Regions from separate parts of the Homo sapiens genome. Here regions 1, 2, 4, 5, 6 and 7 are each linked to region 3. A link is a loop called in an ENCODE intact Hi-C map of the cell type or tissue named here. Cell type or tissue: GM12878. All regions are shown on one strand.

Region 1 (4,000 bases), 420 kb after region 3:
GCCTGTTGGATAAGAGCTTTAATTCATTCATCATATGTAAATGAGGTGGTACTCTTTGCAATCAAAGCTGTTTAATGAAGGTCATGATTAGGGGGAAAGAGTCAGGCGGCTGTTTTTAAGTAAGGTTGGTGTATGCCTGAGATTTCACTTATAAACTTATAAATACATAATTAGTATTGAAAATTACTGTTTAATGTGCATCCGAAGTGCTTTGCATTTTTTTGGTTGATAAAAATAAATGTATTTGAAGAGTAAGTTACTGAACTATAAAAAAAAGAAGGAGTCCATTTAGTAGCAAAATTACACGATGCTTCTCATTCTACATTCTGAAATAGGCTATTTTTAGCATCTCTTTGAATCAGGGATGAATTCTAGTTATAGGGTTCAGTAATTAAAGCAGAGAAAAATACAAAGTAGTTTGGGCAAGAAAATCTTTTTACTTGGGTTGGATTTGTTTCAAGGTTTAAACTGTCATCTCAAGGGCCTCCCTGGAAGCCACTGTTTTTGTAATCTTTGTGGGGTCAAGAGCAACAGAAAGTGCCAAAAGATCAGCCAAGGACACAGTGTCCCACTTTTTTAGAACAGGGGAGTTTTAAAACTTCTGGAATCCTGGTATTTCATAACTGGTGATCTTGTATCTGTGTTCTCTGCACAATCCTGGACAGAGGCGCCAGGGTCCTTTGGTCTCTCCCTGTCTTTCCTGTCCTCAGGCCCTTCCTTCTGGTCAGTGCTTCCACCCTCAGGACCTCTGCCCCTCTGTCCAGCTGCCCTGCTGGCCCCTGGTTTTCCTCCAGTTCTCAGTCTGCCTTTGAGTATTGCTAAAGAAAACTGCTTAATGATGCCCTTGGTACCAGTCCACATTTGTATTTAATGATGGTAGATTATTCAGAATGTTGCTGAATAGCTTCTTTACTTGGTTCTAGTCAGCAGTCTTTGCTCAAGCTGGAAGCCTTGTTTTATCATGAGAAAGTTATTATTATTTTATCTTTTTATGCCCGTTACAAAGAAGCTCATTAACTGTTTGGTGGAGTTGAAACAACTGTTGATTCAAATTCTCATGCTCATGCTTGTGTGGCACTTAAAAGTGGTGATCACAGAGGCAACTCAGGGTCACTAAATACGGGGCAAGTTCAGCTTTTCTAGTTGAAGTAGATTAGGAAGATGCATTTTTTTTTAAACCTCTGCATTTGGGGAAAAAAAATAACTTTCACAAATGTTTTTGAGTGTTGTCTATGTGCCAAGTATTGTGCCAAGTGCTGGAATTAAAAAGAAAAAGATTTGTCACAGTGAAGAATGGAATTAGGGATCAAAGTATTAGGATCCACAGGTGGCTGCCCGGGGCCAGACCTGTCTACTGTGAACATTAAAAAACGAAGCTTAACTGTTACCCGAAGGCAGAAACATCGATTAGATAATCGAGTTTTCCTTTGGAAACCAATTATATTTACTACGGATTTCTAACCATTTTCAACCTCTAAATTTTTTTATTTCTAGTAGTTCACTTTTTGTTGTGGTAATGAATAACTAGGCAAATGCAAGAGTAGAACTCAATTTGAACTTAAATCATCTTGGTTTTAGGTTTTTGTTTGCTCATTTGTTTACTATTTGTTTTGTTCTGAATCCACATTGATTGAGAGGGTGCCATGAATTCCTTTCTGTGTGAAACCCTGGGATTGGTACTGAGATGCAGTGAACATGCCCCAGCTCTGGTGGGTTGTTCAGGCTGGTGGGGCGGCACCTGGTGGTGCAGTAACAGTACTTGGTGCTCTTTATTGCTTGCTAAATGAGGTAGACGGCTCTTCCCATGGGTTAGCTCATTTAATTCTCACAGTCTAATTTTTGTAGTTAGGGAAACTTAGGTTTAAATAAACTGCTCAGAGTTTTCTGTAGCCTCACAGGAGACAGACAGGTGGATACACACACACTTTATTTCAGGAGCAAGTTCTCCATCTGGAGCTGTTTGACTTTCTCTTTTTTCTTTTCTCTTTTTTTTCGTGTGTGTGTGTGTGTGTGTGTGTGTGTGTGTGTGTGTGTGTGTCTGTGGCGGGGACAGGATCTCACTCTGTTACCTAGGCTGGAATGCAATGGTGTGATTGTAGCTCACTGCAGGCTTGACCTCCCAAGCTGAAGCGATCCTCCCACCTCAGCCTCCTGAGTAGCTGGAACTACAGGTGTGCGTCACCATGCCCAGCTAATTTTTTTTTTTTTTTTTAAGATACGGATTTTGCCCTGTTGCCCGGGCTGGTCTCAAACTCCTGGGCTCAAGCAATCCTCTTGCCTCAGCCTCCCAAAAGGCTGGGATTACAGGTGTGAGCCACTGCCCTGGCCCTTTGACTACCTCTCGTAGCACAATATTTAGTTGGTGATAAGAGTTTATCTTCATGTTGACTTTGTATACTCTTTGCATCTCAAAGGACAGAAATCAGTCTCTTGGTGTCACTGTTCCTCTCTTGTTTACTGCAGCTGGAACCAGTCTTCTGTCGTAGCACTTTCCATGCTCAGTAGTCCCCCCATATCCGAGGTTTCACTTACCGCAGTTTCAGTTACTGGCAGTCACCTGTGGTCTGAAAATATTAAGATAATTTTGTGCATGCACATGAGAGAGAGACCACATTCATGTGACTTTTATTACAGTATGTTGGTGTAATTGTTCTATTTTATTATGAGTTATTGTTAGTCTTACTGTGCCTAATTTATAAGTTAAATGTGCCTAATTTATAAAATAAGTTATCATAGGTATGTCTGTATAGGAGAAAATTTAGTATATAGGGTTTAGTACTATCCGCAGTTTTAGGCATCTGCTGAGTGTCTTGGACTGTATACCTCTCAGATGGTAGGGAGGGTTCCTGTGTCTCTCCACTTAACACTTTCTAGCTTGTGGTGTGGTATTTTTTGATATAATGCTTTACGTTTGTGTGATTCATAGTTATATTTCTAATGCCTAATAGTGGGCTAGTGTCAAAAGGCAAATTAAAAATCTAATTAAAAATAAAGATCTAATTGGCTTTTATTTGTGATTCTAGCATTGAATCGTACCTCATTCTGTAAAACAGGATGGGTGTTCCAGTGAACTGAGGAGAGGAGCTTGGCTTTATAGGCAAAAAAAAGGCTGAAGAAAGCAGAAATAAAGAATGAACAGCAGATTGGTCATTTCAGAATTACTTTCCTTACAGGGTTAAAACAGAGGAAACTTTTCTTATTATCCCAGCTCAGGTAAACTGGGCCTCTTCTGATTGGTGGCCATGAATCTCTTATTTTTGTTTTTTGTTTTTAATAGAAAACTGGCTTGTTTCAGAGCAGTTTTTTGTTTTGTTTTTTTTTTGAAACAGGGTCTTGCTCTGTCGCCCAGACTGGAGTGCTGTGGAGTGATCTCAGCTCACTCACTGCAGTGTCAGCCTCCCGGGCTCAGGTGATCCTCCTGCTTCAGCCTTCTGAGTAGGTGGAACCACAGGAGTGGGCCCCCATGCCTAGCTAATTTTTAAATTATTTGTAGAGATGAGGTCTCCATGTGTTGCCCAGGCTGGTCTCAAACTCCTAGGCTTAAGAGATAATCCTACCTAGGCCTCTCAAAATGCTGGGATTACAGGCATGAGCCACCGTACCCAGCTGAGTTCAGTTTAAGTGGTAGTTACCACAAGTGATTCCATTCTGGTTTGGTGTGGTCTACTGGGGCCTAGTACAGGAGCTCAGTCCGAAATAATGTACCCCTCCCCACCCCCCCGTCCCCCTTAAACTGTGTTGAACAGTAGTAAATGCTTGAATGAATTGAAGAGTGGTTGATGTGGTCCAGATCGTTGCCTGGGTTATCAGATTCTCTGGCGAGGGACTGTTAGCCCAGAGGTATGGGCCACTCATGGATCTTTACAATGCCATATCAGGCATGGGTTCCTTTTTCTTTGTATTTTACTAGGCAGTTATTCATTAAATGGAAGAGAAAGAAAATATTATCTTACGATTCTTGTATTTAGATCTGTGGTAAGTAATTTTTGAGTGAATAAAG
Region 2 (4,000 bases), 310 kb after region 3:
GAGGGACTGTAATCGCAGACTGCTAATGGGATTTGCAAATGTCGTCTCAGAACCACTATCTGCAATCCTCAAGAAACGTGACATGGGAGGAGTGCCAAAGGACTGGAGATGGATAATATGAGAGGAATTTTCCAAATGTGGAAGCAATAAGAATATATTGAACACTAGATTGAATTTCACTCAATCTTTCTCTGATGATTCAGAGAACAATTAGAATTATGCATTGCTTCAAGGTCATTGCACCAAATGAAGCTTATTGCGTACTGTAAATGGGCAGATGTTCACATTAATGCACAAACTGTTAACAGTTAACAGCTTTCTGGGCAACAGGGCTTGATTTGTTAATAATCTCTGCCAGTTACTGGGCACCCCATGTGCCAGGAGCAATAAGTGTTTTCCTTACGTTTGCTTCTTTCATCCTTTCTGCCACCCTGGGAGGTTGCATTTTGAGGGCATTGAAACTTAGAGAGAAGGAATCGCTTCCTTCTCCACAGCTATACAGGTGACATGATAAGAGGCAAGACAGCAGCACAAATGTTAACTTAATTTAAAGGTAATTGATCTTAACCTCTACTCTGTGCTGCCTAGAAACATCCAGACTGCATTCCATGAGCGAGAGGCCAAAGAGAAGCCAGGAAAGGAGACAGAAAATAAGCAATCATGAGAACAGGCTCCTGAGAACAGCAATCATGAGGCTCCTGAGACATTCCTCACACATTTCACCTCTAGGGCACATTTCCCATGTTTTTTCCTGCAGGATAAACACAGTTTTACATGAAAATGGCATGAGCTACTTTAAGTCAAGGTTCAAAATCACGTCATGTGAAGCAGATTTGATCTGATGAATGGGAATCTAGGCACGTTCCCTGTTGATGTAGTTATGGTTTCCCGTCCTTACGGCCAATACACATCCTCTGAGACCAGTCTATTATTTATGTTTTGTTCATATAAACAACCCCCCAACTTTCCTGTGTTCTGCACTAAATTACTTATTTTTTAGTAGCCATGGGCCCTGGTAGGAAGCTAACAAAACCCTCAAGTCAGATAATTGAGGGAAGCTTAATGAAGGGGCTATGCACGAAGATCCAGGCAGGGTTGAGGAAAACCAACAGGGTGAGGATGAAGATGCCACAGCTCCGCAGCTCACCCGCCCTAGAAGGACCAGGACCAGGAGCAGAATCCAGAGCTTGGAGAGGACAGCTGGAGGCAAGGCTGTCTGCCCTGAGCCAGGACCTGAGCCTCCCCAGCAGGGAGTGGGCTGGAGAATCTGTATTCCAGCCTCACTTCCTTCCCACCTGCAGATGCTGGCAGGGCCTCCCAACATAAGTCACAGAGCAAGAGAGCCTGATCGTTCCCAGGACACAGAGCAAAGTGGAGGAAGCTGCAAGATGGATCTGGGAGAGTGAAGAGAAGATACCCTAGCACAATCCCCTACTCCTCCCCCAAAATGAAATTAAAACAATGAAAACAGAAGCAAATGGAAAAAGCAAAGCAATAAAATAAATGAAATTATATATGTGTGTGTATATATAAAATACATGTTTTTTAAAAAATCAAAACAAAAAACACCCATCAAGAGGTCACAAACTGGAGGCCGGGCACGGTGGCTCACGCCTGTAATCCCAGCACTTTGGGGGCTGAGATGGGCAGATCACCTGAGGTCAGGAGTTCGAGACCAGCCTGACCGACATGGTAAAACCCCATCTGTACTAAAAATACAGATATTAGCTAGGTGTGGTGGCAGGTGTCTGTAGTTCCAGCTACTTGAGAGGCTGAGGCACGAGAATCACTTGAACCTGGGAGGCAGCGGTTGCAGTGAGCTGAGATCATGCCAGCCCGGGTGACAGAGTGACTCTGTCTCAAAAAAAAAAAAAAAAAAAAAAAAAGAGAGAGAAAAGAAAAAAGAAAAGAAAAAAAAAAAGAGGTCACAAACTGGCCCTCGAGCAGAAAATAGCCCCAAGACAATTTGATTTGGCCTGGTACTTGTCTTACAGACATTTGAACATTTGAATTTATTGCCAATATATAAACTTGGGAGGTTTTACATAGAAATCTGGATTTCCTGTGTTTCTTGAACAATCCAAAGATTCAATGGCCCCATAGTGGGAGCTGAGGGCCTGCTGCCCTCTGGAGGGAAGACAGAGAGCTGCAGCCTCCAGGCACTGTGGCGCCCGCCCCCGCCCTCCCACCTCTACTTGACTGATGTCTGCAAACTGCTGGGCCTGGGTAGGCAACTTAGACTTACACCGATCCAGAGAGGCCCATGCAACTGAGTAGAAACAGTAATTCTAAGCTCTCTGGTCACCAAAGCAAAGAGGGAAAAGGATAGGGTTCTTTATATTATAAAAGTAAGAATACCAATTCATCAGAAGAGGAAAGTTTTAATAGTTTCAGTTCTGAAAAATACCCATAGCAGAAAGGCACATCAGCTCTTTTTCTCCTACAACTTTTGATGCTCACGAGAAGCTCAGCCCAAGGCGGAGAGGAAATGGCTGTAGCAATGAAGACTGCAGAGTTCCTGCTATCAGCTGCTGCTCAAAACCCCTCAGTGGCTCCCCATTGCCCCGGAGCAATGATTCTCAACAGGGGGCAACTTCATCACCCAGGGGACACTGGGCAATGACTGGAGACGTTTTTGATTGTCATGACTGGGAGGCGCCACTGGTATGTTGTAAGCCCAGCCAGCAATGCTGCAGAACATCGCACAATGTACAGGACAGCCTCCTGCCCTGCCTCACAACAAACAATTATCCAGCCCCAGATGTAAGTAGTGCCAAAGCCAAGAAACCCTGCTCTAGAATCAAGTCCAGAATCTTATCCAACTTCCAAGATCTCCATTGCCTGGCTCCTGCTCCTATCAACCATCTCCTCCTTCAACCAACCCTGCTCCCCGACTCACACTTGGTCATTGGTTGCCCACTCCTTTTGTGCCATGTCCTATGTTTGGCCTTTTGAGTATGCTGTTTCTTCCATCTGAGACACAAACTCGTTCACCTTCATCACCTAGGGGCAGTCTATGTCCCTCAGGGATCATCATCTATATCCCTTAGACATCACTCCACTTCCTTAAGGGAGCCTGTCTCTGAAACCCCCAGGACACCCTGCAGGATGGTAATGACCACACTTTAGTGTCATCTCTGGACTAAGTCTGCGAGGGCAGGGAGCGGGGCTGTCTTGACTACTGAATCCCCAGTACCTGCATAGAACATGCACCCGATCTGGCCACACACCCTCTAATCTCGGTCCTCTAATAGTCTTAAATAAATAAAATCCAACTTCTACCAGAAGCTTTAGTTTTGTCTCCAAGATAACCAGCATGAATCAAGCAGCTCTGGGGAGAAAGCGGATGAGTTTGAGAGCTGCACTAGCTCACTTCCCAGCAAGCGCTGGCTCTGGCAAGCCCTTGCAATTCTACCTCCCACAAGAAAACATTTGGTTTACAGGTTGGTCTGACTTGGCTTTGGAATACCAAGAACACAATCAGTATAAGTACCATCCAGTGTTAGTCAGCACGGATTCACAGAAGTTCTCATTCTACATATTTATTAAGAAATCCATCAACCCACACTTTTCTAGACAGAGCAATTTCAGACACTTCCTGTCTCCAAGAAGTCATTGCTAATATTGAATTCCAATAGTATGCGAAACTGTGGCTGGCAGCCAATAAGAGATGCTTTAAACCCCAACTCTCCCTTGATAGCCCGGCAATTTGTGAGTAACTTATCAGGCAGCAGAATTCATGGAGCTCTGAAGGCTGGGCCTTTCCCCTCTGGTGGCAAGAACTGGGTGAAAATTGATAGCCCCAGTGGAGCCACTTTTGGAATCAAAGTTGCATCCATACTTGCCCTGAGTCCACAACAGAATATAATTTTTCCAGAAGACTTGTCCATATACCCCGAAGTGACATGGGGCAATGCGGGGACACATTTGCTTTCTCCAACTGGAAGGCAGGTGCCATTTCTAGACCTGACTAGCGCAAGGCAGGGTTGGAGGGGGTGCC
Region 3 (4,000 bases):
GTTCTATAGAAATCTGTTATATGCTTTTGCTCTAAAAGTATTTGAGGCTTAAAAATCAGCAAAACTACAATAGTATCATTCAGTTTGCTTTCAAATGGGAAAAACTTGTAAAACTTGACACACGAGAACAGATTCACTAATTGTTTTCCCTTTATAGAGTATTGACCATGACATTACAGAGAAATACAATAAATTGTGAAGGAAGCCTCACAATTTAGAAGCGCCAATGTGAGGAGCTCAAAATCAATGAGACATGTAAAGCAATTCTACTTTTTCTTCCTTCCTTTCTTTCCCCACTCTGCCTAGACACTTTGGGCATCTGTGTATATTTGCTGGTAGGTGTTTTATTTGTGAGATAGGATGGGGATCAGGACTCTAATTCACTTATGATCATTTGCCTCCCTGCGTATATCCATAGTAGATTGTGAGCAACTTGAAGGTAGGAGCAGCTTAAACAGATTCTGAAACATATTACTTTTTGCAGAAGTGAAACTGAGAAGGTAAAATGGAATGTTAGCCATGCAGTAAAAAATAGTTTTGGACTAATACAGAATAGCAACTGAATTATTTATATATACAATTCGCAGCTTAGCAAACAATTTCATGGTTAACTGCATTCTGTGCTATACTTTTCACTCATATTCTCACAGAAAGTATAGATTACTTTGCTTGAAAATTCATAAAAAATCTACAATATATTCCTCGAATTATTTATATATTTTTATATATATAAAATATAGGTTTTTTTATACTTATTTATATATGTAATATATACAATATTTATTTTTTTATAATTATTCATATATATACATACTGGTGGAGCTGCCCTCCACCAGCAGATAAATAAAATATATATATATATATATATATATATATTTTTTTTTTTTTTTTTTTTTTTTTTGAGACAGAGTCTCGCTCTGTTGCTCAGGCTGGAGTGCAGTGACACGATCTCGGCTCACTGCAAGCTCCGTCTCCTTAGGTTCACGCCATTCTCCTGCCTCAGCCTCCCGAGTAGCTGGGGCTACAGGTGCCCGCCACCCACCACGCCAGGCTAATGTTTTGTATTTTTAGCAGAGACGGGGTTCCACCCTGTTAGCCAGGATGGTCTCGATCTCCTGACCTCGTGATTCGCCCGTCTCGGCCTCCCAAAGTGCTGGGATTACGGGCGTGAGCCACCGCGCCCGGCCGCCTCAAATTATATTCTAATCAGTCTCCCTCAGTTTAGCCTCTGCATAAAGGCACTTTAAAAGTCTTCGAACACTGAACTCTCAAGTGAAAAAGACATGTTGTTGTATAAAAATCTGTTTTATGCTTTTTGCTCTAGAAGTCTCTAAGGCTTAAAAATCAGCAGGGCATATTCTGCTATCAAAACTACAACAGTATAATTTAGTTGTCTTCAAAGTAAAAAGATTTGTAAGACTTGACATATGAGAACAGATTATCTAATTGTTTCCCCTTTATTGAGTATTGGCCATGATGTTACAGAGACGAACATTCAGTTTTGAGTCACTTCTACTCGCAGATGTTTCAACGTTTCCTGGTCCATAATGACTGCACAATACGAGTATCTCTGCCTTTTAAAGCTGTTCTGGCTTAAAACAATGCCTCACCTTACATTTTCTATGAGTGAAAATAACGTAGATTGAATGCTAAGCATACACACTGTGCAGGCCACAAAGGATAAATCTGTGGACTCCTGCAGAAGGCAGGCGATCCAAAGCAAATGTCCTTAGCTGCCCTCCACCAGTAGAGGGCAGCCCTCTCCCTACAAACTGTCTACCTAGTGAGCTCCAAAGTGCGCTGCAGGAAATTATTTTAGAACTTGTAGGTATTGTTATCATTTTATTGATTGATTGATTGATTGACTATTAAGACAGGATTTCACTCAGCCACCCCAAGCTGTAGTGAAGTGGCACAAACACGGTTCATTGCAGCCTCAACTTCCCAGGATCAAGCCATTCTCCCACCTCAGCCTCCCAAGCAGCTGGGACAACAGGCGCACACCACCATGCCCGGCTAATTTTTTCAAATTATTTTTTGTACAGATGGGATCTCACTATGCTGCCCACGCTGGTCTCGAACTAATGGGCTCAAGCTATCTGACCGCCTCGGCCTCCAAAAGTGCTGGAGTTACAGGCATGAGCCATCATCCCCGACCAAGGTATTATTTTTATTTTAGCTTTTTAAAATTTCTATTTGGTGTGCTCTTTGTAATAATACATAAATATATATATGAGCATGCATTACATTTTTATAACTTATAAATAAATACATATACATATACATTTGAAGTGCATTTTTTTTAAAAAAAGTTGTTACTTGGCTGGGCACAGTGGCTCACGCCTGTAATCCCAGCACTTTGGGAGGCCGAGGTGGGCGGATCACGAGGTCAAGAGATCGAGACTATCCTGGCCAACATGGTGAAACCCCGTCTCTACTAAAAATACAAAAAATTAGCCTGGCGTGGTGGCAGGCGCCTGTTATCACAGCTACTTGGGAGGCTGAGGCAGGAGAATCGCTTGAACCCGGGAGGCGGAGGTTGCAGTGAGCCGAGATCGTGCCACTGCACTCCAGCCTGGGCAAAACGAGCGAAACCCTGTCTCAAAAAAAAGTTGTTACTTAAAGTAATGCATTGTCAACAGAAGTGTAGAGGCCATGATTCTAAACTTGTGTTCTCTACGCCTAACTACGAACCTTGTGCCTTTCCAAAACCAAAGGTCACACTTCTGGAAAGTTCCTTCCTCCCTCACATTCAATATCTATTTAGAGAACACACACTATGTCCTAGCTTCTGCTAGGTTCTGAAAATACAGTAAGAGGCAAAAGAGCCATAGCCCCTCCCACCCCGTGCCCTTATGAAACTTGCAGTCTACATAAACATAGATATGAAACAAACACAAAATGTATGTTTTAACCCTAAAATGCGATAGGGAAGCCAGTCAGACGATTTACTCGGGAGTAAGAATTCAGGTCATTCACCAAGGCGCCCATGTCAAAGCTTCATCACCCGCCTCGCGGCCCTAAAACGTGTCAGAGTCATGATACACACAACGCAGAGGAAAAGTTCAAAAACAGATCTTAAAAAGAGAAGTGAAAGCAAGCGATCAAAACATTTCTGGAAATCTGACACATCTGGAGTGCCGTGTGGAGACGCCAGGGCGCGTGGAGCTTTGAGCAGTTAAAAACCCAGACCGGGAGGCCAGTGCGTGTGTAAGACCGCGTTTCTCTGCAAGGCTGTCCCGCGGCAGGAACGCGCTCGTTGGGCCGCAGAGCAAGAGCGGGACGCGCCGGGGGGCGTCTGCGTGGCACGTGGGCCCCGCAGCCAGTCGCGCTACCGACTGGCAGTCAGCGGAGACGCTTCGGAGCAGGTCTGTTAGGGCGCGCGCACACACATGCACGTGCACGAGCGCACGTACACGCGCACACCGCCAGCGCGGACCCTGACGGGGCCGAGCCTCGGAATTGGGCCTCCTCGGCCGCCGTCGTCTTCTCAGCTCTCACAGGGCCCGCAGCGGCGCTATACCTTCGGCCACAGGTAGCGCGTTCCTTCGCTGTGCTGACCGTCGATCCCGGGGGCGCTAGAGCGCCGGCTCCGGGGAGGGCAGGGAAGCGTCAGGGACCTTTCTTCTTCTTTTTTTTTTTTTCTTTTTTTGAGACGGAGTCTCGTTCTGTCGCCCAGGCTGGAGTGTAGTGGCGCGATCTCGGCTCACTGCAATTTCCGCCTCCCAGGTTCACGCCATTCTCCTGCCTCAGCCTCCCGAGTAGCTGGGACTACAGGCGCCCGCCACCACGCCCGGCTAATTTTGTGTATTTTTAGTAGAGACGGGGTTTCACCGTGTTAGCCAGGATGGTCTCGATCTCCTGACTTCGTGATCCACCCACCTCGGCCTCCCAAAGTGCTGAGATTACAGGCATGAGCCACCGCGCCCGGCAAGCGTCAGGGACCTTTCTAGAGCCTTGCTTGGCCTGAGGTCCGGGACTGGGGCTGTCCCCGCTTCCT
Region 4 (4,000 bases), 190 kb after region 3:
ATACGTAAGTAACCCTTTCCTCTGGCTAGTTCCTTCTCATCCTTCAATCCTTAAACGTCACCTCAGAGAGACCTTCCCTCACCATCCTGTACATACTAGTGCCCCCATTATTCTAATTCTCTTTTTCTTTCATTGTACTAATCATAATTGGTAGGGTTTTTTTTACATATATTTGTTTGCATTTTCTAATGTCTGTCTTCCTTATGTGATAGATACAGTGTCTGTTTTGTTACCCACTATGACATGCCAAGAATGGTACCTGATAGATAATTGGCCTTTGCTGTGCTGTATGAATGAAGGAACACTAACTGCTGGACATAATTACAGCCTTTCTAGAAAGCAAGAATTATCAAGAATAAAAAAAAAATCATTCCTTTTGATATAACAATCTTTTAACAAATTTTCTTAAAGATATTATAAAGAATGGTGCAAGGGCCATCACAGAATTGATGGTACTAATTACAAATTATAAAATATTTACATGTCTAACAACTAGAGAATAGTTTCACTGAATTATGACACATAGAAAAGGTCAACTGTTATGTAGTCATTAAAAATTTTGATAAGTTTAAATAATGTTTCAGTGTTACAGACAAAAGCAGACTATAAAATACTGGAAATAAAATACAGTGTAAATATATCAACAAAAAAATTTATCAAAAACAGTAGTTAAATTTGAGTAGCTAATTGTATTTCCTTAATTGTATTTGAAAATTAACTTTCCTGCAAAAGCATATGTTATGTTCTAGAGGGGAAAAGAGATAGTGTGTGTTTTTTTAAGTATCAGAAGTGTTAAAAAATTTCATGAATGGAACAGGCGCAGTGGCTCACGCCTGTAATCCCAGCACTTTGGGAGGCCGAGGTGAGTGAATCACGAGGTCAGGAGATTGAGACCATCCTGGCTAACATGGTGAAACCCCTTCTCTACTAAAAAAAAAAAAAAAAAAAACAAAAAACAAAAAATTAGCTGGGCGTGGTGGTGGGTGCCTGTAGTCCCAGCTGCTCGAGAGGCTGAGGCAGGAGAATGGCGTGAACCTGGGAGGCGGAGCTTGCAGTGATCGGAGATCACGCGACTGCACTCCAGCCTGGACAACAGAGCGAGACTCCATCTCAAAAAAAAATTCATGAATAGATTCATGCGATTATGAGAACTTATAAGAATCCAGAAGCTATTTCACAATAAAGAAGGGCCTTGCTCATTATCGTCAGTAAGTAGGGAGAAGAATTTTCTTGCTTTAATTAAATTTTTGTTATTATTACTTGTATATTAAACTATTGTCTAGCCCATGTGGATCACAGTATATTAAATGTATATAAGAAAATTAGCATATTTAGTCCAGCTACAGCAGGTGGTAAATTCCTATTTAAGAACTGACAAATATCACTAAAGATATGATAAATAGGCTGAATATAAAAGCTCTATAAAAACACTCTTATAGTATATGAAATGTAAATACAAGATTTAATAGCAAGAGAAAAGCAATATATTAGGAAAATGGCAAAAATAATTTAATATACCTTTACTATCTAGAATATAATCAACATGAATATATTAGCTTAATAAAAGTCTTGTCAATAAAACAAAACTACAGAGTAAGTCATATGATTACCAATGAAAGGTATGCAAATTAAAATATGTTACATTATATATCAAGCTAATAAAATTATATGATGTAGATATGAGATATACATTGCTTTTGGTTTTACAGATTGATTTTATTATACTTGATGGTGTTATTTCTAGAAATGATAATGTTGAATTCGCAAAATCTGTTAATACGTATCAAGAAACCTTAAAAATGTTTATATTCTTTACCCAGCAATTTTAGGAATTTTTGATAGATGCATGCAGAAATGTTTTCAAGGCATTTTTTTTAAATTTAAGGACCTAGGAACAACCTTAATGTTTAATAGGAAATGAGCTATATAAATTATGGTAAATTCATATCAGAAAAGTAATTTTGTAAAGATTCTATCAGAAGAGTAATTTCCAGATTAAAAATTTTAATGATATAATACTAAATGAGAAGGATGCAAACAATATATTTAGTTTGATGCCTTTTAAATTTTATAAGGAGAAAAAAACCAAAAAGATTACTCCAGAACGTTTAAAGTGATCATTGTTAGTTCAGAGATCATAGATGATTTTGTTTTCATTGTGCTTTTCTTCATTTTATGAATTTTATCCATTGAGCGTGTATTACCTTTGAAGCTTAGAAAACAAAACACGAAAATCTCTTGAAAACCCAAGGTGTACTGTGTTTTGGAGTTGATGAAGAGGAGGATGTTGCCCAGCTTCACTGCCTGCTCACTGTCCAGGCTTGCCAAAAGATAGCCTATCACTCTTAAGATACAGACACCCTTTTATATTGCAAATGGAAATGCAAAATGATTCAACACCTGGAGAAGTAAATTTGATGATACATAACAAATCTACCTATGCATATATCTTTCCACACAGTAAATTCTGCTTTTAGCAGTTTGTCCTAAAAATATACCACAACAGTGTAAACATATATGCACAAAGTTCATTGCAGCATTGTTTCTTAATTACAAGATATTGGAAACCACTTAAGCAGGCAAGCATATGACACTGAGTAAACTATGACATAAAATATGCACACAATGGAGCATCTATGGCTGTAGAACAGAATGAAGATGTCTGTAAACTGATAAAATATGATTTATAGGAGATACTATTACATTTAAAAAGTTTTTAAAAGTCCAGTTTTAGAACAATAAATCTGTTAGCATGATTTGATCTGATAATTCTACTTTTGAGATTTTATCCCAAGGAAATTATATGGTGCATGTATCAGGGCTTTGGGGGATGGGCGAGGAGCATAATTTTACACTGGCAATGGGAACATCGTTAGGGTTACTGCCAAAAAAGTAGGGGGTGGGAGTGGCATAACCAAGTGTCTGTTAATAGAAGAATACAGTATAGTTAGTAAAAGTAATACACAAACATCTAGATTTGTCAAGGAAGTAATACTTGGGAAGATAGTAGACAAAGCAAAGTTAGTTTTGTTATACCACCAAATCTATAAATTAACATCGTTTAGAATAATAATTGGAATTAGAGTGATTTTCAGATTTCAATGTAAGCTAGGTTCGCTTTTTTAATACATCAAGTTAAATTAATAATAATGAAAGAAAGGAACTATTTTGAAAGCTAAAAGTTTTCGATACTGTCTCTGTGCCTTGATACTTCTCCTTTAAGATGCATTTGGTCTCCTTGATGTTATTCAGCCTTCTAGTCTTCAGCTTAGTTATCTCTTCTTTCTTACTTGACTCATTAGAATTTGTTTAAACTGTTATAAAATTTTACAGCTTTTCAAAAATGCAATTAATCAGATTTGAAAAAAATCCATTTCCATCTATTAAAAAATATATACACATGTTAATATGTGTACACATTCTTTATTAGAAGTAAGTTGTATCTGTGCCCAGCAATTGAAAAGTGTGTTTTCTCTTGCCATGCAGTTTTTGTACTGTACATCCATGTTGCATTTTTAAGGAAGTAATATTGCCTGTGCTAGGCTCTGCTACAGGAAGTAAATGATCTTTGTGTCAGTGAAAATAGAAGGTTCTATCCCATATTGATCTCTTAGCACTTAAACTAGTGTGCTATGCCTCAGTTGCCTAAAATAGGCAGCTTAAGAATTTTGTAATTTAAAAACTCAAAACCCCATAGTATCTGCAGAAAAAAAAGAAAAAACCCTTGGGTTTTAAGGATACTAATTTAAAGCTAATCTGAACAATGTTTATTATTTTAAATATGTTTGATGATAGACCATTGACGAAAGACCATTTTAGTTTAACTTGGTATTAATAGAAATAGACGAAAGCAAAAGGTAGGGTTAGTAGAATGGATTAGAGAAAAATAAGAGGGAATTATAAAAAGAAAATGTCATCTTTTATTAGCACTATTACTCTTGTGAAGTTAGTCCTTGTTTTATAAAATATTTTGATTTGCATTGAAGATGACAGTCAAATA
Region 5 (4,000 bases), 690 kb after region 3:
CCCAGAAACACTCTTTCCTTCCCATGATTTCCTGGCTGTCTCCCTCACAGCATTCTCTGCAGAGAAGAGTTACTTGGCTGTGTGTCTGTAACATCCCTACCATCCCTCTGGGTGGCATTATATATTCATCTTGTCTATTTGCTTATTGTCAGTCTCTTGTGCTGGACTGGGAGCTCCCTGAGGGCAGGAATTTGATTTTGTTCAGTACTATGTCTCCAGGGCCAAGAACTGTGCCTGTCTCAACAAATATGTGTCAGATAAATAAATGTTTCTGGTAGTTACACGTCTATTCACTTATTTTTTTCTCTGAGAACTTTAGGGTGGGTGTGTGGGAGGTGTCAGTCTATACACATCTTAGTTAAGCTCCCTGCTCAAAAATTTGTTGTATGGATGAAGTGCCTTGCTTTCAGCCAGCTGGAAATGATAATAAATGTCCTTGGTATGATTTGTAAGACCTACCTAATTTTGGAGAGACCTGTCTGAAATTAACATTGTTAGTTGCATCTCACCCCTACCCTCATGGAATGGCTGACCCTTAAAGAAAGCTGACTATGTGCCAAGGACTGTTCTAAGATCTTTTCATACATTGATCATTTAATCCTCACAACAGCTTCAAGGGAGGGTGTGACCATTATCTCCATTTTATAGATTAAAAAACTGAGGCACAGAGAAGTTAGTGAGCCCTCAAAAGCCTCATCTCTAGGAAGGAAATGGAGGCAGAATTTAAACCCAGCAGTCAGCTCGAAAGACTGAGCTATTTCTTACTGCAGCCCAGACCCTGGGGAGAAGGCCACATCTGCTCAGCAGTCAGCCAGCAGCCCTCACCTGTAATGGACACTAATTAGCTGATTTGCTCATCGGTTCTCAGGAAGAAGTTTGACCTGTACTACATGCGGACTGTGGTGAACCTTTTATTAAATATACATCTCAAGCTGGGAAAATAGTGAGCTACTACTTCCTTTTAGAATGTAATATTGCAAATGTAGATCTTCCCACATTTCTAGTTCTCACTTTTGAGACTATGCCCTTAAGGGAGAGAAAATAAGGGACCAACACAGCCTTCTTTGCCCCCAGGGATAGCTGGGAGTGGGGAATCTCTAGGGAACTGTATCCTGCTAACTTGAGCACAGGCTTGTTTACCATGGGGAACAATTCTCATTCTTTGGTGAAATTGTTTAGTAATTGTGCTGACCTCACTCAAGGTCATTAGCCGGATATTGCCTCTGGTTTGTGAATAGGTTTATTTTCTTCTGGACATCCATAATAGTGTGAATCAGGGAGGTTTATCATTTTAAAAAATTATTCCTAGTTTTCATTGCATGGATAATCATTTGCTGTCCTTAACACATAATGATTGATCACTGGGATGCAATATGGTGTGGAAAGTGCGTGGCTTTAGTGCCATGTAGACTGGGAGTTCGTTTCTGTCTCTGCTACTTACTCCAGTGTAGTTTTGGGCAAGGCCATCAGCCTCTTGGAGCCTCCGCTTCTTCATTCCTCCTTGTAGCTTTGCTGTGGGTATGAGGGATAATGAATGTCAAGCCCACAGCAGGGGTTTGATTGCTCTGGCTGTTAGTATCAATATTATAACATATGAACGAGAAGCCTTCCCAACGCGCCTGCCAAAGCTCTGACGGCCGCTCTCTACGTGCACAGGACAGTCACCATTCCCAGGTGAAAGGCAGGCCTCCTGAGGCCGGTGAAAAGGAGCAGGAAGACAGCAGCATGGCCCAGCGGTGAAAAAGAAAATCACATGTGTGCCTTCTGACCACTGCCTAAGCCTGTTTTGCATTGAGACCAGTGTCCTGGTGACAGTTTCCTTCGGCTGCGATGGGATCTCACACTGCTCCCTCTTTGATCTGTGGCCTGGGTTTGCGTGGAGAGGGCTGAGCTTCTGCAGGCTTCCGTTGTCCCCCAGGGCGCACAGGTTGTGACCGTGCATGGGAAAACACCAACAGCTCTGCTTTTTTACTTTCTCCCAGAGTTGCTCATCTCCCTGCCTGGCTGACCTTAAGAACATTTTCCTATGAAGCCATGCCCTACGTGACATAAACCCTGGGACCCAGAGAGAAGCCAGAATCCGCCACCCTGAGTAGCCGCTGCTCGTGGGATGCAGGGGAAATGGCGCCCTCTGGTGTTGGCTCAACGCCTGTGTTCAGCACCGGGAGCTGCCCAATTCGGCCTTGAGAGCCAAGTCTCTGCAAAGCAAACTTTACATGCAAAGCGTTGTTTGGCAGAAATCCTTTTCCACAAGAGGAAATCTCTGGGTGAAAAGCACTATGCCTTTAATGAGAAGGAATCAGGTGGTTATTGCTTTAATGGACTTAAGCGTTTGGCAGTCACATCGCAAGCTCAGCATGGAAAAGAGCCCTACCGTGGGGAGAAGATTCTCCGCGTGCCCCAGTCTCTCTTAATCTTTTAAAACTTTTACTTCAATATCTCAAGAAGTGCTGTAGAATAGCAGAAGCGATGCCCCTTTCCAAGTGTGACAACAGTGACATGCAGTTCACTTTCCCTGGCGTGGTCCTGATGGAGCTTCAGTCAGAGGAGGCGGCCCTCGGTGAACCACCAGCCCATTTACTGTCTTCTGAACTGCAGCAGTAGCATAAACTACCTGGAGTGATAGGGCCTCTCCGCCGGATGAATCATCCCACTAGATTCAATGAGAAGGGAATTGGGAGGCAGCACCGTTGGCTCTAGGACACTTAAATACCAAATCCCCTCACCCCTTTGCATCTTGCTAGCCCAGAAAAGACTTTAAGGTGATTGTCAGGCATTAGGCTATGAAACCAAAGGTGGGGAAAGCACCGTTTATCAAAAGTGATCATACGGAACTGCTCCATTCTTTGCTTATACTTAAATCTCTCCATAACCAAGAAGAAAATGTGATTGAGACATAGATTCTTTCCCTGGGCTTTGTGGAATAAACCACCAGTCACCTTGTGGGTGCAGTTCTGGGCCAGAGTTTTGGAGAGAGTGTTAAAGCATGACAATAAGCAGGTCTAATAATAGCCTTTTCACTAGACCCCAGGGGATCACTGGCAGCCTCAATTACTCTAGCTTTTATTTTCTTTTGCCCTGTATTAGCTGTAGTCGCCCTTGAATGCAGAGACTTTTAGCCAGAGAATCTGGATTTGCTCTTTCAAACTTGCCATACATTTCTCCCTCTCTCATCATGCATTATACTCTATCTCATCTCAGATGGTTCTGCTTCTTAATTATTGTTGTCTGCTGTTAATTGCTAGCAGTGATCTAAGTCTAATGTTCTTACTAATGAGCACAGCTTAGAAGTTCCACATGTAAAGATTTATAAGAGTGGTTGCTTCATTATCATCACTAAATATTCCCAGATATATTCTCACTTGACACGTGTAGAGGCAAAAATAATAAAAACTGTAAAGTGCTGTGAGATATGAGGGAGAATAATGTTCATAAAGGGTAAATTATGGCTGTAGCTTAGACTTACAAAATGCTAGCCATTTGCAGGGTCACACAATAGCAAAGTGGGACCAGAACCCAGGCTCCCAACTCCTGATTGTGTAAGGTGCCCAGTGTGGAGTACTTGTCCTGAAACACACATTTGCATGTCCTGCTAGTTAAATTGAGCATTTGCAAATAAATGGACCAGAATGCTCATTGTGTTATTATTTACAATAGTGAAAATTTGGAAACATTTCAGATGGCCAGCACTAAGAAAATGGTAAAATAAATGATGATACATTTGTACTAAGAATATTTTCTAAATATTATAAAATTATAATTATGTATCATATACAAATAATTGCAATTATATATTTTATATAAATATTTAAAAATCATTTTTGGAGAATATCTAATGATCTGGTAGAACACTCCCAATATAATGTTGAGTGAAATCATATCAGGGTATAAAACTAAATGCAGATAGTATGATAGCAATTTTGTTTGATGTATAAAATAAGAGGAGAAGGAATACATCAAATATTAACGGTGACTTTTTTGAAGTGGTAAGATTATGAGT
Region 6 (4,000 bases), 220 kb after region 3:
TTTCTCTTTGTGCCATTTTAGAATTGAGAATACCGTCCTTCTTACTGTGGTTATATTTTTACTTTTGTATATAAACTTGTAGCAGAAAATAAGATTCAGTAGCTTAAAGGGGCCAGGCACTGTGGCTCATGCCCGTAATCCCAGTGGTTTAGAAGGCTGAGGGGAAGGATCACTTGAGGCCTGGAGTTTGAAATCAACCTGGGCAACATAGCAAGACTCTGTTCCTTCAAAAAAAATTTTTAAAAATTAGCTGAGCATGGAGGTGCATGCCTATAATCCTAGCAATGATTATACCATTACACTCCAGCCTGGATGATAGAGTGACACCCTGTCTCAAAAGAAAAAAAAAATAGTTTAAAGGGCATAAAAATGTATTAATGCCAAAGAAATGGATTCTGTGATACCTTCTCCTATCATACTCACTTTTACTCTTCAGTCATGTGTGTGGGGGTGAGTTTTCTACTGAAGAAAGCATGTAAATAAGCTTTGAATTTTTTATGTATACATCATTAAGTTTCTGGGTAAACATCTCAAGCAAATTTACCAAGTAGATACAAAACAGCATAAAAAGGGGTTACTCCTGTAGAAAAAAATGTATTTGCACAGCATAGTAATAAGCCTAGGCTTAATATTATTTACTAGCAATATTTCTGACCTTCCTCAAGAGAAGAGGATGTTAAAATATTTGGGGTTTTTGTCTTTAATTATAAAGTTAGTACATAGCACAAAACCTATACATCCTTTCTTCCTTGAAACATAATGACACTTCAGTCACATATTGGGATTGAGCTTCCCCTAGAAGCACCTGAATCACACTTTTCCCTCATCTCCTTTCCAGCGTTCCAATCCACATGCTGCCTATCCCAACCCTGGACCAAGCACATCACAGCCGCAGAGCAGCATGGGATACTCAGCTACCTCCCAGCAGCCTCCACAGTACTCACATCAGACACATCGGTACTGAGCTGCATCGGAATCTTGTCCATGCACTGTTGCGAATGCTGCAGGGCTGACTGTGCAGCTCTCTGCGGGAACCTGGTATGGGCCATGAGAATGTACTGTACAACCACATCTTCAAAATGTCCAGTAGCCAAGTTCCACCACTTTTCACAGATTGGGGTAGTGGCTTCCAAGTTGTACCTATTTTGGAGTTAGACTTGAAAAGAAAGTGCTAGCACAGTTTGTGTTGTGGATTTGCTACTTCCATAGTTTACTTGACATGGTTCAGACTGACCAATGCATTTTTTTCAGTGACAGTCTGTAGCAGTTGAAGCTGTGAATGTGCTAGGGGCAAGCATTTGTCTTTGTATGTGGTGAATTTTTTCAGTGTAACAACATTATCTGACCAATAGTACACACACAGACACAAAGTTTAACTGGTACTTGAAACATACAGTATATGTTAACGAAATAACCAAGACTCGAAATGAGATTATTTTGGTACACCTTTCTTTTTAGTGTCTTATCAGTGGGCTGATTCATTTTCTACATTAATCAGTGTTTTCTGACCAAGAATATTGCTTGGATTTTTTTGAAAGTACAAAAAGCCACATAGTTTTTCCAGAAAGGTTTCAAAACTCCCAAAGATTAACTTCCAACTTATAAGTTTGTTTTTATTTTCAATCTATGACTTGACTGGTATTAAAGCTGCTATTTGATAGTAATTAAATATGTTGTCATTGATATAAACCTGTTTGGTTCAGCAAACAAACTAAAATGATTGTCATAGACAGTGTTTTATTTTTCCTGTTGGTGTTGCTGATTTGTGAGCATGCTTTAAGATGAAAAAAGCATGAATGATAACTTCCTTAAAAAGGTGCGGCATCCAATTCAAATATTTTCGTCCTGATTTTAAAGCTGGTTGGTGTAGTGCTATTAAAATTTCGTTCAGTTAATTTTCCTTTTGAAAACTTGTTCGCACGTTGTTTAGGGTGCCCTTACTTCAGCAAAGGAGAAGGAGTAGGAGAGCCTTAGAATTTTTGAGGAAAAAAAAACCTATAACATACAATGTACTGTATCAAACTATTTTACATGAATGACACAAGTATTCTGAATAAAAAATAATTGAACATTGTTAAAAACAAGGTGTTATGTAATAAATTTATTTTTCATAAATCAAAACATGGAGTCAGCTGTCTTTTTTATATGTACAAAGGGTTTTTGTTTTAATTTTAAAATATGCCTTAATAAGTAGCCTCTGAAGAAATCTCTTCACTTTTCATGAAGAATATCTATGTGTCTGTCTCCATAATAGAGTACTGACTTGAGTCTTAGATATGGATCCTTTTTTCCTGCTATACTCGGTACCATAATGTAAGATATGAAACACAGACACCTATCTAATTGGAAGATATTGGTGAGCCTTCAATCGCTGGAATCATTCCTAATTTATTCTGTGTTGTACTGAGAAGGATTTGACTGTTGTATCCCTAATAATTAATTTTCCTCCTCCAGAAAATACAGAAGATTAGGAAAAAAAACTAACTTTTTTCTTAAAAACCCAACTCAATGATATAAAAACATTCTAAAACAAAATCACTGAGGAATCTCTGTCCTTATAGGCCCGACAGTACAGTAATGGTAATTTCTAGGAGCTGAATTCATGTTTCCATTTTAAGTCCTCCTGCCCCAACGCATTCTCAGGATGTGTGGACCTGGTTATGAGTTCCCCTCCTGAGCCCTCAGGAGCTCCCTGCCTTCCATAGTTTGGTCTGGGTTTTTTTTCTTTCTTTCTTTCTTTCTTTCTTTTTTGAGACAGTCTCACTCTGTCACCAGGCTGGAGTGCAGTGGCGCGATATCCACTCACTGCATTCTCGGCCTCCCAGGTTCGAGAGATTCTCCTGCTTCAGCCTCCCAAGTAACTGGGATTACAGGTGCCCGCCAGCACACCCGGCTAATTTTTGTATTTTTAGTAGAGACAGGGTTTCACCATGTTGGCCAGACTGGTCTCGAACGCCTGACCTCAAGTGATCTGCCCGCCTTGGCCTCCCAAAGTGCTAGGATTACAGGCATGAGCCACTGCACCGAGCTGATTTCTGTCAATTTTACCTCTTACTGTGCCTTCTTATTTCCTGTCCATTCTCATTGTTTTCTAATATTGCTCCCTACCGTTAAAGCTGAGGTTTTTCAAGCTTAGTGGATATGAGAATCCTCTGGAGTATTTTTCTGCCCTTCAGGGAGGGCTACTCTACTGACATGAGTTTCCTATGTGAATTTCCAAAAGCGAAACCCATTCTAGAGTGGACCGTTCCACTCTAACGGTACAAGAGCCTGAAGGCTCAATTCTCAGGTTTTTGTTTCTCTGTCTGTCCTCATTCCCTGAGTGATCCTGCGCCATCTCCTCTCCTGTCATTAAACATGGAGGTGACCATTGAGTGTACATCCAGCTAGCTTTCTCCCTGAGCGCCAGGTTCCTGCGTTTACTTGCATCTGTGATAAGTACCATCCACATCCACATGCCTGCCAGCATTTTCTATTCCCTCCCCCGGCTTTATTTTTCTACATAACACTTAGACCTGACTGATGACATCTGTTTGCCAATTTTCTGTTTCTTCCCAGTAGAATGGAAGCTCCCTGAGAGCATGGGTCCTGTTCCATCTCAGACCTGGCTTCTTGATCTACACTTATGCCCTGGGTGCTGCCATCCAGGCTCGTGACTTTAATAGGCTGATAATTCTCAGACTTCTAGTCCAGACCTCCCTGTCCTGTCTGACTCATTCCTACATATTATCTAGACTGAATCTGTCCATGTCCAGAAAGGTGACTCCAGCCTCCAGCCACCGCCTCCTACAGACTCAACCAGCTAGAGGAGGCGGAAGGAGCGCTTGAGCCTAGGGGGTTGGCACCCTCCCCCCTTCTGGCTGTCCAGGCCAGGCAGCAGCCCTGGCACCATCTCTCACACAGGACATCTGTTCCATATGCAAATCCTGCCAACTGTCCCTTGAAAACATATCCTGAGTCGCTCTGTCCTTACCACCCGCACTGTACCACCCTCTACCAA
Region 7 (4,000 bases), 71 kb after region 3:
GGGTGCCAGCGCCAGCAGGGGCGGCCAGCCACCGCGGGAGCGGGCTAGAGTGTGGCCCGGAGGCAGCCCGAGGCTTCGCGACGTTTTTGCGACAGCCGCGGCCGTGTTCCGCGAGTGCCCTCCCTCCTCCTCTCTTTGAGGAGGTACCGGCTGTTGTGCGGCTCTGCCCTTCTGTTTGAGTGTATGGGAGAGTGAGTGAGTGAGTGAGTGTGAGCGTGTGTGTGAGAGCGTGAGGCGTGAGTGCGCGTGTGAGAGGACGAGAGCCCGCCTGGCCGCCCCGCCGCTCCCGCCGCAGCAGGAGCAGAACGCGCGGCCGGAGAGAGCGGCGGAGCCGGCGCCCAGGGAGCCCGCGGGGACAAGGGCAGAGACACCGCTCCCCACCCCCAGCCCTCGTCCCTCGGCTCTCCTTCGCCGGGGGATCCTCCCCGTTCCTCCACCCCCGGCCGGCCTCTGCCCCGCCGTCCCCCTGGATGTCCCTGGCGCTTTCGCGGGGCCTCCTCCTGCTCTTGCCGCATCAGTCGGGCTGGTGCTGCGGCCGGCGGGCGTAGAGCGGGCGGGTTCCCGGGGGCTGCGGCTGCCCGTGCTTCCCCGGTCCCCACCCCTGCCCCCCGGCCCCCCGACCCAGCTCTCCGGCCTCAGAGGCTGTGACAATGGACTATGACTTTAAAGTGAAGCTGAGCAGCGAGCGGGAGCGGGTCGAGGACCTGTTTGAATACGAGGGCTGCAAAGTTGGCCGAGGCACTTATGGTCACGTCTACAAAGCCAAGAGGAAAGATGGGTGAGTGTGTGTGTCTGGGCCGGTGTCCGCGCTGGGCGGCGCTCCCGCAGGCCGAGGCAGGTAGCCCGGAGGGAGAGCGGGCCGCCGGGGTGCCGGGCTCTGACTTCCTCGACGCCGGCCTCTGGCTCCGCCAGCCAGGTTTGGGGAGGAAGTGGTGTACGAGGGATCCAAACCCACGAGAAATCCTGCGTGCCGCGTCTGTGTTCTGCTCTGGTGGTAAGAGGCAAGATGAGCCTCTGCACCGTGGGCTGTATACTTTTCAAGGATTTCAAAGCTGATTCATGAAAAAATTCGTTCTAAAACGCCGGGTTAAATGTTTTTTGTTTTTTTTTTTCCTTGGTCGATTTATTATGGTAACCTTCTGGGGATTTCCTCACCCGCCTCTGGAGTGTCATCCATCGGTCTAGAAGGAAGGCTGTGATCCTTTCCCCCACCAGTTTGTGATCGATTTTTTATCAAATTTGTATTTTATTTGAGGAAAGGAAGGCAGCGAGTGAATGTGGTTCTGGAGAGAGTTCCCCATAGTGATCATCTGCAACATAAATGTTGCAATTGCTATTTAGATATTATTAGCTGTGAATTTTTACATAGAACAATGGGGGTTTGGTGCAGGGTGGGTGGTGGGGAAGAAGGCAAGTGACATAGGGACTATCTCGTTCAGGCGGTTTCCCCCAAATTTAGCGGCTGGCAGTGAACTTTAAATAATCCCTTTGCTTTAAATATTCTTCCCTAGTAACAACTTAATTAAACCTATGACTGGTAATGCTTCCAATTTAGTTTCTTAACAGGCAAGTGAATTGTTCATTTTTTCTCTTTGTCAGTAGATGAATGTCTTGTAATATTGACAAAAGAGAAGGCAATTCTTAGTTGGGGGGAAAATATATTTTATTAACTCCATGTTTTCTTGTAAAATGGATGTTGTCTCTGTTGCCTTTGACAGAATAGAAAATTATTGAAAAGTCAAAGCTTATTATATAATCCTTGGATTTTATTAGAAACGAAGTAGCTTTACTTGAGCATCCCAGTTTAGTCACCTGCTGTATGATGTTTAATCACTTAAAATTTCCAATTAGGTAGGAGAGTATGTTCAGACTACATTAGCACGAAAAAAAAATTCATAAAGCTGAAGTTCCCTACTGTGGGGTAGGGGGGCGCATATTTACAAATACTTTAGTATTCTGGATGTTGGAAAGGAAAGTGTATATTTATTGGACATTTTTCTTAGATTTACTGAAATGTCTTTCTAAAAGTATTTACAATGGACTCTACGAGGAAGATAGGAGTTCTAATTAATTTAGAATGTGTATTTTAGTGCTTTTATGCAACAGTAAAGTGGAACAGATCGGCAGAAGGTAGGGATTTGGATTTGAAAACTTGATATTCTGGGCGCCGCACGTATTTAAAAGTACTTTTTAGCGGAATGGATAGTCTGGTGACACTGGAGAAATCAGCGTCTGGAGATATTGCTGACTCTGTTGTTGTCTAATTAGACTTATTGTTGAAGTTTTACTCTGTAATGACATATATTTTTAAAATTATGTTTGTTAACTCACCATACAATATTTCTCAAAAGCTTTAAACCATCTCCCCTTCCCCCAGTATTATGTAATTTTGGGCATATTCATAAAATCCCCAATCCCATGAGATTAGACATTACAGTACATTTGACCAAACTGACATGTTATATAAAATTCTAGCGCCTTTGCATTATTTTTAATCTGTGTGAGAGAAGCCGGTTCTGTTTTCATAAATTACCAATTTAAGCTAATAAAATATGCATATTTGTTTTAACGTTGTACATTTTATTAGAAAACTAATACTGTGTATTGGCAGGGGGTACTTAAGCACATTTTATATCTCTATGGTCAGGTTTTAATTTAGGCCGTTAAGAATAATTTGAAAGAATAATTTCAATATCTTTGAATTTAAAGATAGTTGAAGGTATAATGTATGGACATTCTTAGTCATCTGTGACAGCTGAAAAGTAACATTGCATTTTGGAAAAAAGAACTTATTATTTGTAATCCTTGGAGTTTGTTTTCCATCAGTCTTTAATGATTCTCTTTATGTGATGAACTTCTATTTTTAATGGATCAAATGTCAAGAGAGTTTTAAAATTACTATCTTTTAGAGATAGTTTTAGAGAGTTTTAAAATTACAGGGATTTTTTTCGGTTTGACTTCTCTTTGTAACCTCACTCTGGTAAAGTATCGCATAGTATTTATGAGGTTCTTTTGATCTTATGTCAGTGAAATGTAATTTAATGCATTTTAGTCCTGGTAAAATAAAATTTGTGGCTGTTTAATCTTTCATAATAAGATGATGATCAAATAATTTGTTTCTAGTATTGATTTACTTTCAAATTACATTATATATTCTGCAGCTGAGATTTGTTCTCTAGGAACTCAGACAGTAACACCTTTAAGGAGAACCTGAGATTTTCTATAAAAGGAAGTAACGCAAATAAGCTTGGTTTAGACATATTTGACTATTGAAATGAATGTATGTAAACGTTGTATCCTTTCAGTTGCCCAGTGAGCATAGAACATGAATAATTGGTAAAATAATTTAGACCAGAGAAGTTAGCTGCTTAAATTATTAAGTTTTAGGAAATAAAATAGCTTCAAAGATTCATTTCTTTGACTTACTTGAGGCATGATTGCATAGTAGGGAAAAGGGACCTTTTATAACTTTGTTAATTTCACATTATAATAGAGTTTAAAGAAATGCACAATAAATCTTGGGATTAATTTGTTCTCACTCGTGTCGCCGTAAATGAGATAGTGTCCTTTGTGTCTGAACACTTAAAGAGTACTCAGTGGGAAGCAGGGGGGTTCATTTTCTTTCTGAGTTGATTGTATCTCCTCTTTGCAGAGTTTAGGCAACCAAACTAATTTTGTTTTAAAGAGTAAGAGAGCGTTAGAAGACAGAAAACAATTTGTGTTTTTAAATTCTAGACTTCAATATTTGCACTGAATGTTTGGATAATTTAAAATATCAATTTGGGATAAGAGGTTTTTCTTCAAAAAAGAAAAACAAAAGGCATTTTCTTAGCAGGGTTTTTAATCTGTTATAATCTATGTTCCAAAGAATAGATAATTATGAGTGAGGAATGAGTGTGTGTTTGTGTGTGTGTGTGTGTGTGTGTGTGTGAGAGAGAGAGAGATACTGCCAACTTTCTTTGGGGCACATTTGTTGAGAGCCCAGAGATTAGTAAGTAGG

Evidence for each region. A loop is a pair of places that touch in the nucleus more often than their neighbours do. Peaks named below come from ENCODE experiments on the same cell type or tissue, not always from the same donor. Only the 100,000 strongest peaks of a DNase experiment are listed, where the experiment ranks them.
Region 1: it touches region 3 in a loop (2.9-fold over the local background); 6 of 110 quality-filtered maps call a loop at or near these places.
Region 2: it touches region 3 in a loop (16-fold over the local background); 99 of 110 quality-filtered maps call a loop at or near these places.
Region 4: a loop joins it to region 3, with 2.2 times the contacts of the local background. A loop is called at or near these places in 10 of 110 quality-filtered maps.
Region 5: a loop joins it to region 3, with 4 times the contacts of the local background. A loop is called at or near these places in 8 of 110 quality-filtered maps.
Region 6: a loop joins it to region 3, with 2.3 times the contacts of the local background. A loop is called at or near these places in 4 of 110 quality-filtered maps.
Region 7: a loop joins it to region 3, with 3 times the contacts of the local background. A loop is called at or near these places in 30 of 110 quality-filtered maps.

Annotation. Positions count from the first base shown.
Region 1 is chr13:26,604,328-26,608,327 of GRCh38, forward strand. The region is part of intron 1 of WASF3 (WASP family member 3); the gene reads left to right. Among named protein-coding and RNA genes, the nearest start is that of WASF3, 49 kb to the left of the region's middle. In GM12878, a CTCF peak has its summit at 1,733 (motif pointing left); no DNase peak of the experiment used is centred here.
Region 2 is chr13:26,494,662-26,498,661 of GRCh38, forward strand. No RefSeq gene overlaps it. Among named protein-coding and RNA genes, the nearest start is that of WASF3, 61 kb to the right of the region's middle. RefSeq lists a silencer at 2,049-2,218. In GM12878, a CTCF peak has its summit at 2,125 (motif pointing left); no DNase peak of the experiment used is centred here.
Region 3 is chr13:26,183,144-26,187,143 of GRCh38, forward strand. It overlaps a transcript of RNF6 not described here. Among named protein-coding and RNA genes, the nearest start is that of RNF6, 37 kb to the right of the region's middle. RefSeq lists enhancers at 3,002-3,171, 3,222-3,271. In GM12878, CTCF peaks have their summits at 1,756 (motif pointing right) and 3,554; DNase peaks (open chromatin) are centred at 1,788 and 3,448; H3K4me3 peaks cover 1,420 bases; H3K27ac peaks cover 1,053 bases.
Region 4 is chr13:26,373,089-26,377,088 of GRCh38, forward strand. All of the region lies in intron 4 of CDK8 (cyclin dependent kinase 8), which reads left to right. Among named protein-coding and RNA genes, the nearest start is that of CDK8, 120 kb to the left of the region's middle. In GM12878, no CTCF peak of the experiment used is centred here; no DNase peak of the experiment used is centred here.
Region 5 is chr13:26,870,935-26,874,934 of GRCh38, forward strand. No RefSeq gene overlaps it. Among named protein-coding and RNA genes, the nearest start is that of GPR12, 110 kb to the left of the region's middle. In GM12878, a CTCF peak has its summit at 2,142 (motif pointing left); a DNase peak (open chromatin) is centred at 2,066.
Region 6 is chr13:26,403,118-26,407,117 of GRCh38, forward strand. It overlaps CDK8 (cyclin dependent kinase 8), which reads left to right. Exons shown (of 13, transcript NM_001260.3): 13 at 839-2,121. The coding sequence ends at 964. Among named protein-coding and RNA genes, the nearest start is that of CDK8, 150 kb to the left of the region's middle. In GM12878, no CTCF peak of the experiment used is centred here; no DNase peak of the experiment used is centred here.
Region 7 is chr13:26,253,992-26,257,991 of GRCh38, forward strand. CDK8 (cyclin dependent kinase 8) reads left to right here and starts at 138. Exons shown (of 13, transcript NM_001260.3): 1 at 138-778. The coding sequence starts at 651. RefSeq lists a silencer at 143-742. In GM12878, a CTCF peak has its summit at 1,899; a DNase peak (open chromatin) is centred at 80; H3K4me3 peaks cover 3,715 bases; H3K27ac peaks cover 1,312 bases.